Linked DNA regions of Homo sapiens: region 1 is linked to region 2. A link is an interaction called in ENCODE POLR2A ChIA-PET data of the cell type or tissue named here. Cell type or tissue: PC-9. All regions are shown on one strand.

Evidence for each region. Peaks named below come from ENCODE experiments on the same cell type or tissue, not always from the same donor. Only the 100,000 strongest peaks of a DNase experiment are listed, where the experiment ranks them.
Region 1: POLR2A ChIA-PET joins it to region 2 with 16 read pairs; 1 of 35 experiments calls an interaction of 5 or more read pairs at or near these places.

The regions. Positions count from the first base shown.
Region 1 is chr1:84,269,738-84,274,737 of GRCh38, reverse strand. No RefSeq gene overlaps it. Among named protein-coding and RNA genes, the nearest start is that of SAMD13, 29 kb to the left of the region's middle. RefSeq lists an enhancer at 3,082-3,171. In PC-9, no CTCF peak of the experiment used is centred here; DNase peaks (open chromatin) are centred at 2,137, 2,947 and 3,127; H3K27ac peaks cover 1,909 bases.
Region 2 is chr1:84,834,355-84,839,354 of GRCh38, reverse strand. All of the region lies in intron 2 of LPAR3 (lysophosphatidic acid receptor 3), which reads left to right. Among named protein-coding and RNA genes, the nearest start is that of LPAR3, 56 kb to the left of the region's middle. In PC-9, no CTCF peak of the experiment used is centred here; DNase peaks (open chromatin) are centred at 3,074 and 4,774; H3K27ac peaks cover 871 bases.

The DNA.
Region 1 (5,000 bases), 560 kb after region 2:
TAATATATTCAATCCATGACAACCAGCAATGAACAAATGAAATTTGAAATAAAAAAAAGTATTTCCCCAAAATAAAATATGTATAAATCTACCAAAATAAATACAAGATCCATGTGAGAAACACTGAAAAACTTTAATGAAAGATATCAAAGAGGAACTAAACAAATGGAAAAATACTACGTGTTCGTGGATGGGAAGATTCAATGTTGTCAAGATGTCAGCTGTTGCCAACTTGATCTATAGATTCAGTGTAATCAAAATTAAAATCCCAGCGAGCCATTTTGTGGAGATTAACAGGTTGATTCTAAAGTTCATCTGCAGAGACAAAAGACCCAGAAGTGCCAACACAACATTGAAGAAGAATAAAGTTGGAGGACTGACACTATCTGACTTCAATAGTTAATATAAAGCTATAGTCATCTAGACAGTGTGGTATTGGTAAAAGAATAGACAAATAGATCAGTGGAACAGAATAGAGAGCTCAGAGATAAACCCTGCAGATAGTGTATGTCAAAGGAGCAAAGGCAATACAATGGAACAAAGAGTCTTCAACAAATGATCCCAGAACAACTGGACATCACATACACACAAAAAATGAGTAAGACACGACCCTTACTTTCTTCACAGAAATTAACTCAAAATGGATCGCAGACCTAAATGTAAAATGTAAAACTGTAACACTCCTAGAATGTAATGAGACAGGAGAAAATCTAGATGAGTATGGGTATAGTGATGACTCTTTAGATACAACACCAAAGACATAATCCATGAAAGAAATAATTGATAAACCAGACTTCACTAAAATTAAAAAACTTCTGCTTTACAAAAGACAATGTCAAGATAATGAGAAGATAATCCAAAGACTGGGAGAAAATATTTGCAAAAGACACTTCTGATAATGGACTGTTTTCCAAAATACAAAAAAAACAAAAAACAAAAAACAAAAGAAAACCTCTTAAAACTCAGCAATAAGAAAACAAACAACCCAATTAAAAAAATGGGCCAAAGATCTTAACAGACACCTTACTAAAGAAGATATGCACATGGCAAATAAGCATATGAAGAGATGTTCCATATCATATGTCATCAGGGCAATGCAAATTAAAGCAACAATGAAGTACCACTACATACATATTAGACTGGTCCAAATCTGGAACACTGACAACACCAATTGGTGGTAAGGATGTGGAGCAACAGCAACTCTCATTCATTGCTGGTGGGAATGCAAATTATACAGCCACTTTGGAAGATAGTTTTGTAGTTTCTTACAAAATAAACATTCTCTTACTATATAATCCAGCAATCATGCTCTTTTGGTATTATGTCTACACATAAACACGCATATGGATGTTTATGGCAGCTTTATTCAAAATTGCTAACACTTGGAAGCAACTGAGATGTCCTTCGGTAGGTGAATGGATAAATAAACTGTGGTACATCCAGACAAGGGAATATTATTCAGCACTAAAAAGAAATGAGCTATCACATCATGAAAAGACATGGAGGAAACTTACATGTATATTATTAAGCGAAAGAAGCCAGTCTGAAAAGGCTACATACTGTAGGGTTCCAAGTATCTGAGATCCCGAAAAAGGTAGAACTACTGAGACAGTAAAATGATCAGTGGTTGCCAGGGCTTAAGAGGAAAAGGGAGATGAATAGGTGGAGCACAGAGGATTTTTAGAGCAGTAAAACTATTCTATATGATACTATAATGGTGGATACAGGTCATTATGAATTTGTTCAGACTCAGAGAATGTACAACACAAAGTGAACCCTAATGCAAACTATAGTCTTTGGGTGATAATACTGTGTCAATATAGTTTCGTCAATTGTAACAAATGTACCACTGTGGTGAAGATGTTAAAATTGGGGGATGTTGAAAATGCCTGTGTCAGCACTGGGAATATATGAGAAATCTCTACCTTCTGCTCAGTTTTGTTGCAAACCTAAAACTGCTCTAAAAAAATAAAATCTACTTTTTTAAAAAAAGCAGCACACCTGATTTTATAACTAACCAGGTTGGGAAGGGCAAACATATAAATCTTCTGGATAGTCCTCTTTGTTTAACTTCACCTTTCTAAAGAGCAGCAGCTGGGTAGGTGTTGGCTGCTTTTCCTGCTATGTAAATGACAGGCCCTGGCCAGGAATGCTTAACAGACAGGTGTGTCCCAGCCTCTCCCCTACTTTTACCCGTCAGTTGTTTTTATTCCTAGGCTAGGTCTAAGGTGGAAAGCTTTTCCTAAGTAGGGGGTTGTGTTGGTCTTAAGGCTTATCTAACTTGGACATAGCCTCTTTAAGGAAAAAAAAATCAATGTATGAATATAAAATTAAGTACAAAGGCCCTCAGAAGAGGTCTGTAAAAATGAGGATTCTAAAGCTTAAGCTTTATTACTTTCACAGCAGATTTACCTCTGTACAACTTTCTCATTTTGGAGCAAATCAAAAGACTCTGTTTTACAAATTGTCTATGTTTTCAATATATATTAGTTAAACTGAATTTTTGAAATAAAAAGAAGAAAAAACCCCCATAGAAATGGATCATTTTGGCTGAGAACTGCAAAAACTCTGGGCACAAACACGTTATTCACCCTCTCTTGAGAGACTTAGCCATACTTTAGCATGGCTTTTAGCAGCCTGAGCCTTGTCTCTGGGAAGACTCAAACACTTTTTGAGTTCCTCTCCGGAAGAGTTCAGTCCCTAACCTCCCTTTCTTGCAGCATTTACTAAAAAGGGCTGACAATTGTGAATCTTTCCTCTGTCCCTTCCAGATGTGTATGCATCTCCTGCAACTCAGGAGTGTCTTTCTCAAGGACTTGAAAGCCATTCCTTTGAAATATAATCCTCAGGAAGGTTAGGGCCTCTGTCTCAGTCTCTGTGGGAGGATAGCAGCCTAACTTCAATAACTGCCAGCAAGCATTCACAGTTGGCTTAACTGTATTTGCATTGACCAACCTTTTGTAATTTTTCACTTCCCTGATTCCACTGAGCCTCCGCTCACGCCTCTCCTACTCTCTCATTCTCCTTTAAAAACACCCAGTCACCTCTGTGCAAATCTGAATGGAGCTCAGCCCTTTCCCTTGTTGTCGGTAGCTACTGAACAAAATCAGTTTTCACTGTTTTAACTAACATCTGGGTTTGTTTATCTTTTACATGACCCGGAAGAGTCTGAGGCTGAGTTCTTAACCACAGCCCAGTGGCACAGGCTTCGTTTGTGGGTGACTTTACTCATTATCCCCTGTATACTCTGAATTTGTAGAAAGAGCAACATAATCCCTTTATAAACACCTTCCCATCACCTTTCTGACCCTGTCTCCTACCACTTTGCTCCTTGCTTGCTCCTCTGCAACTATGCTGGCTTCCTTGTCCTTCCTGGAACAGACCTGGCACGTTCTTGCCTCTGCATTTTGCAGAGAAGTATATATGGGCTTGGAAAATTTAAATGTTGTGACCAAGTGATTAAAACCTGAGAAACGCTTCATAATGTTTTTTCCCACTGGCTTCATTCTCAACACCCCACTTCCTCTCATGATCTATTCAGTCAGTCAGGAGACCCTGTTGGCTCCACCTTTGAAATGTGTTCTGAGTTCCACCACTTGTCCCACCTCCACTGTTGCAATGAAGGTGGGACCACTACCACTTCTTGCCTGCATGACTACTGGAGCCTCCCATCTTGTCTCCCTGCTTCTTCCCTTGTCCCTGTAGTCTATCTCAACACAGCAACCAACACGGTCCTTTTAAAATACAAGTTAGGGCCGGGCGCGGTGGCTCACGCCTGTAATCCCAGCACTTTGGGAGGCCGAGGCGGGCGGATCACGAGGTCAGGAGATCGAGACCATCCTGGCTAACACGGTGAAACCCCGTCTCTACTAAAAATACAAAAAAATTAGCCGGGCGTGTGGCTGGGACTCCTGAGTAGTCCCAGCTACTCAGGAGGCTGAGGCAGGAGAATGGCGTGAACCCGGGAGGCGGAGCTTGCAGTGAGCCGAGATCGCGCCACTGCACTCCAGCCTGGGCGACAGAGCGAGACTCCATCTCAAAAAAAAGAAAACAAGTTAGATCATGTTGCTACTCTGCTCAAAACCCTCTGATTGCTTTGTGTTTCCTCCAAGGCAAAAAAACTTTGAAAGGCCTTACAAAAGCCCATCAAGCTCTACAGTAATGCTGTCCAAGGCAGTCACAACAGGCCACATGTGGCTATAGAGCACATGAGATGGGGCCAGTTGGAATTGAGATGCAAAATACACACCGGACTTTGAAAACTTAGTTTGAAATAATGTAAAATAAGTAAGAATGTAAAATATCTCATTAATAATTTTCATAGTAATTATACATGGAAATTATAATATTTTTGGTACATTGGATAAATAAAATATATTATTAAAATCAATTTTACTTGTTTCTTTTTACTTTTTTACTGTGGCTACTAGAAAATTAAAAGTTACATATCTGGTTCATGTTTGTGGCTTGAATTATATTTCCATTGGACAGAGCTGGTCTATAGTAACTGATCCCTCCCTAAAACCGCTCCTGATCTTATCTCCTGCTCACTTCTGTTGCTGCCACATTGGCCTCCTTGCCATTCCTTGAGCATCCAAGCACACGAGACATGCTCCTACCTCAGGGCCTTCACACTTGCTATTTCCACTCCTAGAAAACCTTCCCCTGTTATCTGGATGTTTCTTCATCTTCCCTAGACTTTATTCAAACTTTACCTTCTCAGTGATACCTTCCTGAGAGCCTACTGAAAACTGAATTCCTCACCCACCTCCACTCTCATATCCACTACCCCTTTCCCTGTTTTACTGTTCTCCATAACATTGTCACCATGTAACATACTGTATATCTTTCTTATTTATTTTATTTATTGTCTAACTTCCCCTGTAGAATCCACCAGGCAGGGAGTTTTGTTTAAAGTTGTGCTCCCGAAATCTAGAACTGTACCTGGTAGGTAGTAGATGTTCAATAACTTTGTGGAATGAATTACTGAATGAATCTTA
Region 2 (5,000 bases):
TCTAGGGAACCATAAAAAATCAGACATGTCTTTTCCCTTAAGAACCTACAGTCTGTGGTGCAAAAAATTGGGAAAACAGATCATTATGAAAACACATAATTCTAACTTTTATAATAAACACTGGGAGTTCTGGGAGCACATAGAAGATGCATATGATCCAGACTTGAAGATCATTCACTTGGTTTCTACACCAAATGCTATCTAAATGGTGCCAGTTTCTTAATCTATGAAAAGAGACCATGATAATACCTACCTCGGAGGGTTGATGTGAGGGTTAAATGGCAGAATGCATAAAAATGGTTTGAATGGAACCCTGCACAATAAGTGTAAGTTACCATTTTCATGAAACAGAGCACTGAAACCTGTGGTGGTGTCTGAGGATCTGGATTGTGGACCTGTAAGGCATGTTGAAGGCAAAGGTAGCTGCAGGGACAAAGCCCGGAAATGAAAGATGGCAGGGCCAGTCCGGGGCACTGCAAATGACAAGACAGGAACAAGGGGTTAAAAGAGAGGTTAGTCAGAGGAGCAGAGAGGTGGGCGGGTCAGTCGGGGAGAAGTCATGAACACCTGCCTGTCCGGCTGTGTCCTTTGGCCCTTATCTGGAAGACTTTGAAGCAAGGAGATAGTCCTGTCAGACTTACCTTATATTTAATATAAAGACGATTGACCACACTATGGAGAATGAATTAGAGAGGTTGAGACTGGAGGCAAGAAGGCCATTTGGCTATTAAACTAATTCAGACTCTAGATGATAGTGGTCTGATGTAATCACCATCAGAGGGATAGAATAGTTAGAAAGAAATGGATGGATTAGGGAGATAACTGAGGAGGCAGAGTCAATGGTACTTACTGATTTTTCACATGTTGGGATGGGGAGAGGGAAGTCAAGGATGACACCCAAATTTCTATCCTGGACAACTGGGTGTACAGTGATACTGTTCACTGTAACTCAAAGCATGTAGCCCATATATGAGCGCAGTCTGTAATCTTTGAGAATGGGACCATGAGAAGATGGTGGAGTATACCATGCAAGAGGGTGATCTGTGAAAGAATCCACCATGGATCCCCGTGTCAATGCTGGCTGGCACAGTTTTCTTAGCATTCATGCACAGAGGCTAGTGGCTAGAGTATTGGCACAGGGCTGTTGGCAACAGTGATCCTCACCGTCAGATACCTTTTGCCGCAAGGATCCCCTGCTTGTCCCCAACTCCCAAGGACTACTTTTGTGGGAGGTGAGTACAGCTTGTATCTCCAGGAGCTGGCCTGTGCTCTTTATGCCCCAATACATGCTAGAACTGTGTTTTGCAGAGCTCTAGTGTTCTAAGGAGATGTTTTAATCACATCACCTTATACTAGTAGGAACCATAGGAGCCATCTAGTTAAACAACCCCAGGATGTTTCACAAGTAGATGTCCTAGAAATGAATTATGTATAATCTAAGGATACCATTTCTGAATTGTATCATTTTTCTTCTAGCTCCAAATAACAGATACCCTGGTTTTGTGCAAATAGGAACATACATTTCTTTTCAGAGATGGAAACCATATGCCCTTTGATTTTGCAGTGGTCCAGAAAAGAAGTGGTATATAAAAGAAAGTGAAGTTTGATTACAACCTGCAGAAACTCTTCTAGCCTTACTGCCCTTCTGTTTCTTTATCTCATTACCACCATTATTAGCATTTCAGACTTTCTTTTCAGTGTCAACAAACTTACGAATATTATTTGTGTGTAGGTGTAATAACATATATAATAAAGACTTCGCTAATGCACTGTATTTCCATGTTTTATAATGAGAAACTTCTGCCTTAAGTTTGGCAGTGTATACACTCCTCTGTTGACTCTCTCAGAGGTGATGTTGTCTTGTTTTTTTTCTATAGTGGGAAAAGACTCCAAATTCTTGCTGGCGCCAGACTGGCTCAGAACCTGCAGGGAAGCATACCTGCTGGCTATGTGGGATTAGCCTAGGGGAATTTTCTTTCTTTAAATAGTTAAAGTGTGATATTTATATCAAGTGTGGTTTTTAAAAATTAAAGTAGCCAGGAGCGGTGGCTTACGCCTGTAATCACAGCACTTTGGGAGGCTGAGGTGAGTGGATCACAAGGTTGGGAGATCGAGACCACCCTGGCTAACATGGTGAAACCCTGTCTCTACTAAAAATGCAAAAAACTAGCTGGGTGTGGTGGCACGTGCCTGTAGTCCCAGCTACTCAGGAGGCTAAGGCAGGAGAATCACTTGAATGCAGGAGGTGGAGGTTGCAGTGAGCCATTGCACCATTGCACTTCAGCCTGGGCAACAGAGCGAGACTCCGTCTCAAAAAAAAAAAAAAAAATTGATAAAGTAAGGTTTTTTCCTTTAGTGATAGAATTATTTTTTTCTTAAGAATATAAGGCTTTTGGGTATACTAACTACACTGATTGGATCATTATACAATGTATATATGTATCAAAACATCCAATTGTAAATAGTAAATGTGTACAATTCAATGTATCCATTTAAAACAAAAATAAATAATATAGGGCTTTTAATTTGCAGGATAAGAGTAGCTTTCATTATATTATTTGCTAATATTTACTTAGCCTTAGTCTTCTCATCTATAAAATAAGGCAAGTAGAAAGGACAGAAATAACTGTTAAATTTGAGAACTGTCATTTCGTTTTGTTTTGGTCTTCCTGAAAGGCCATCTCAGCTTCAGAGAGAACTATGATTTTAAGATTTTGTTCTAATTTTCTAAATTAAATTCCAAATAAGTTATTCTAATTGATTGAAAATGAAATGTTATTATCCTTCCCCAGGACATAGTGTATGTATATTTGAGAAGAAAGGAACATGTCAGTTTTAAACAGTAGAACTTTAAATTTCATTTTCTAACCACATTCAGAAGATTGGAAATATTTTATACATGAGTGGTTTTATATTAGACATGAATTTATATTGGTTAACTATTTTAATGTTTGATGACAGATTGATGACAGATGCTCAGCAAAATTGCAGAATGGGTTTTTTTTTTTTTTTTTTTAAAGACAGGATCTCATTGTATCGCCCAGGCTGGAGTGCAGTGTTACGATGATGACTCACTGAGGCCATGACTTCCTGGGCTCAAGCAATCCTCCCAGCTCAGCCTCCTGAGTAGCTGGAACTACAGGCGTGTGCCACCATGCCCAGCCAATTTTTATATTTTTTTGTAGAGACAGAGTTTTGCCATGTTGCCCAGGTTGGTCTTGAACTCCTGGGCTCAAGCAGTTTGCCCGCCTTGGCCTCCCAAAGTGCTGGGATTACAGGTGTGAGCCACCACACCCAGCCATGTAGAATGGGTTTCTAAGTAAAAAAAAAAAAAAAAAAAAAAAAAAAGGCCGGGGTTGGGGGGGCATTCATATTCATACAACACCAGGTAAATTAAACAAATTAACTCAGTTTACATTTCGTGATAAGGTTGCTAGTTAAATAAAGAAAATGCTCTAGAAAGTATGTAGTATATGGATGTCCAGAAGGCCTTTGATAATTGGACACAATATTCTGTTGACCAAGAAGTGTGGGCAGGGTGCTAGAACAGTTAGGAGATTCATCAATAACTGAACAGTTACACCTGAAGTTTGGTGATTAAGACAAGATTGACGTCAATCTAGCAAGAATCTCAAGGAGTGCCAGAGAAATTTGTACTTGGTCTATATTTTTTGAGCAAAATAGTAATATTGGACTTGTAGAAGATATTTTAAAAATTGCTTGTAAGTGGCAAAATATGTGGGAAGAATAGCTAATAGGTTAAGTAGGAGGTTCCAGATCTAAATAGCCATCAACAGAGTCAAATGTTATGCCAAAACAAGCAAGAACAGCATTTTAAGAGACTAGATATGCTCATTGTTTAGATAAAACACACACACGTACACACACGTACACACACGTACACACATTTGCGAATCACAACTCCACAAAGATGAGTAAGACCTTCTTGATAACAGTGCATGTTCAAGGAAAACAAAAGACTTAAGGGTTTCTATGAACCAGAAATGCTGTGGGGTAGATTACATCATGCCCACGTGGTTCTCCAAAAAGGGACATGCAGTTGCAGGCACGTTAATCAAAGGTGTAGAATCCAGAGTTGGAGAACAAATTGTTTTGCTTTCTTTGGAAACAGATCAGTCCACGGTGCATCTTAAGGCCAATTCTGGCCATCACATTTTAAGAGGAATTTAGTCAGTGTAGTAAGCACCTGTAGGAAGGTAACTGGAGTTTTGAAGGATCCAGAACAGATGAAGGAATTGGGGGAGTGTCACCAGAGAAGAAATGACATAGCAATTCTCTTAAAACATTTTAAGAATTGTTACCTGGAAAAGGAATTTTATTTCAGAGGTCTGGAAGTTAAAACTAGGACCAAGTAGAAGTTACAGAAAGAATATTTTAACTCATTGTCAAAAGACTTTTCTAAAAATCGGAGCTCCTCTGCAGTGGACCTGGCAGCCTGGTGCAGTGAGGTGAAGTCCTTGTGGGAAGTGTTAAGTAGATGTTGATGACCCTTGTGTGTAGTGCCATTTAGGGGATTCCTTCATAGAGTGGGAGGATAGATAGGCACCCTGTAAGAATTCTTGCAAGTCTCAGAGTCTGTGATTCTACCAAAAAACAGTTTATGAGATTTATTGCTAAGACTTTGTATAAGAATGGGCTGATGACCTGATCTCATTTTAGCTAGGCACAAACATTAAATACTTCAATTACATGGGTATGTGTTATGAATCATCTTGTACACACATACAAAGAAAAGGAAAGCAGTCTTGCCAAAGGCCCCATGAAATACATTTGCTTTGGCTGGACTAACTAGAATTGCCAAGCAAACAAGGTGATTCATAATAAAACCTCTGTTCAGTAAAATGGACCCATAGGAACAGTAAAGTTGATTTTCCAGGTATAGTAACATCACTTCTGCTCATCTATCTTCTCATTTGCTATCGTCTCCAACCTGGTTACCTAAGGGTCAAATTCTACTCTTATTAGTATTTAAAGGTCTT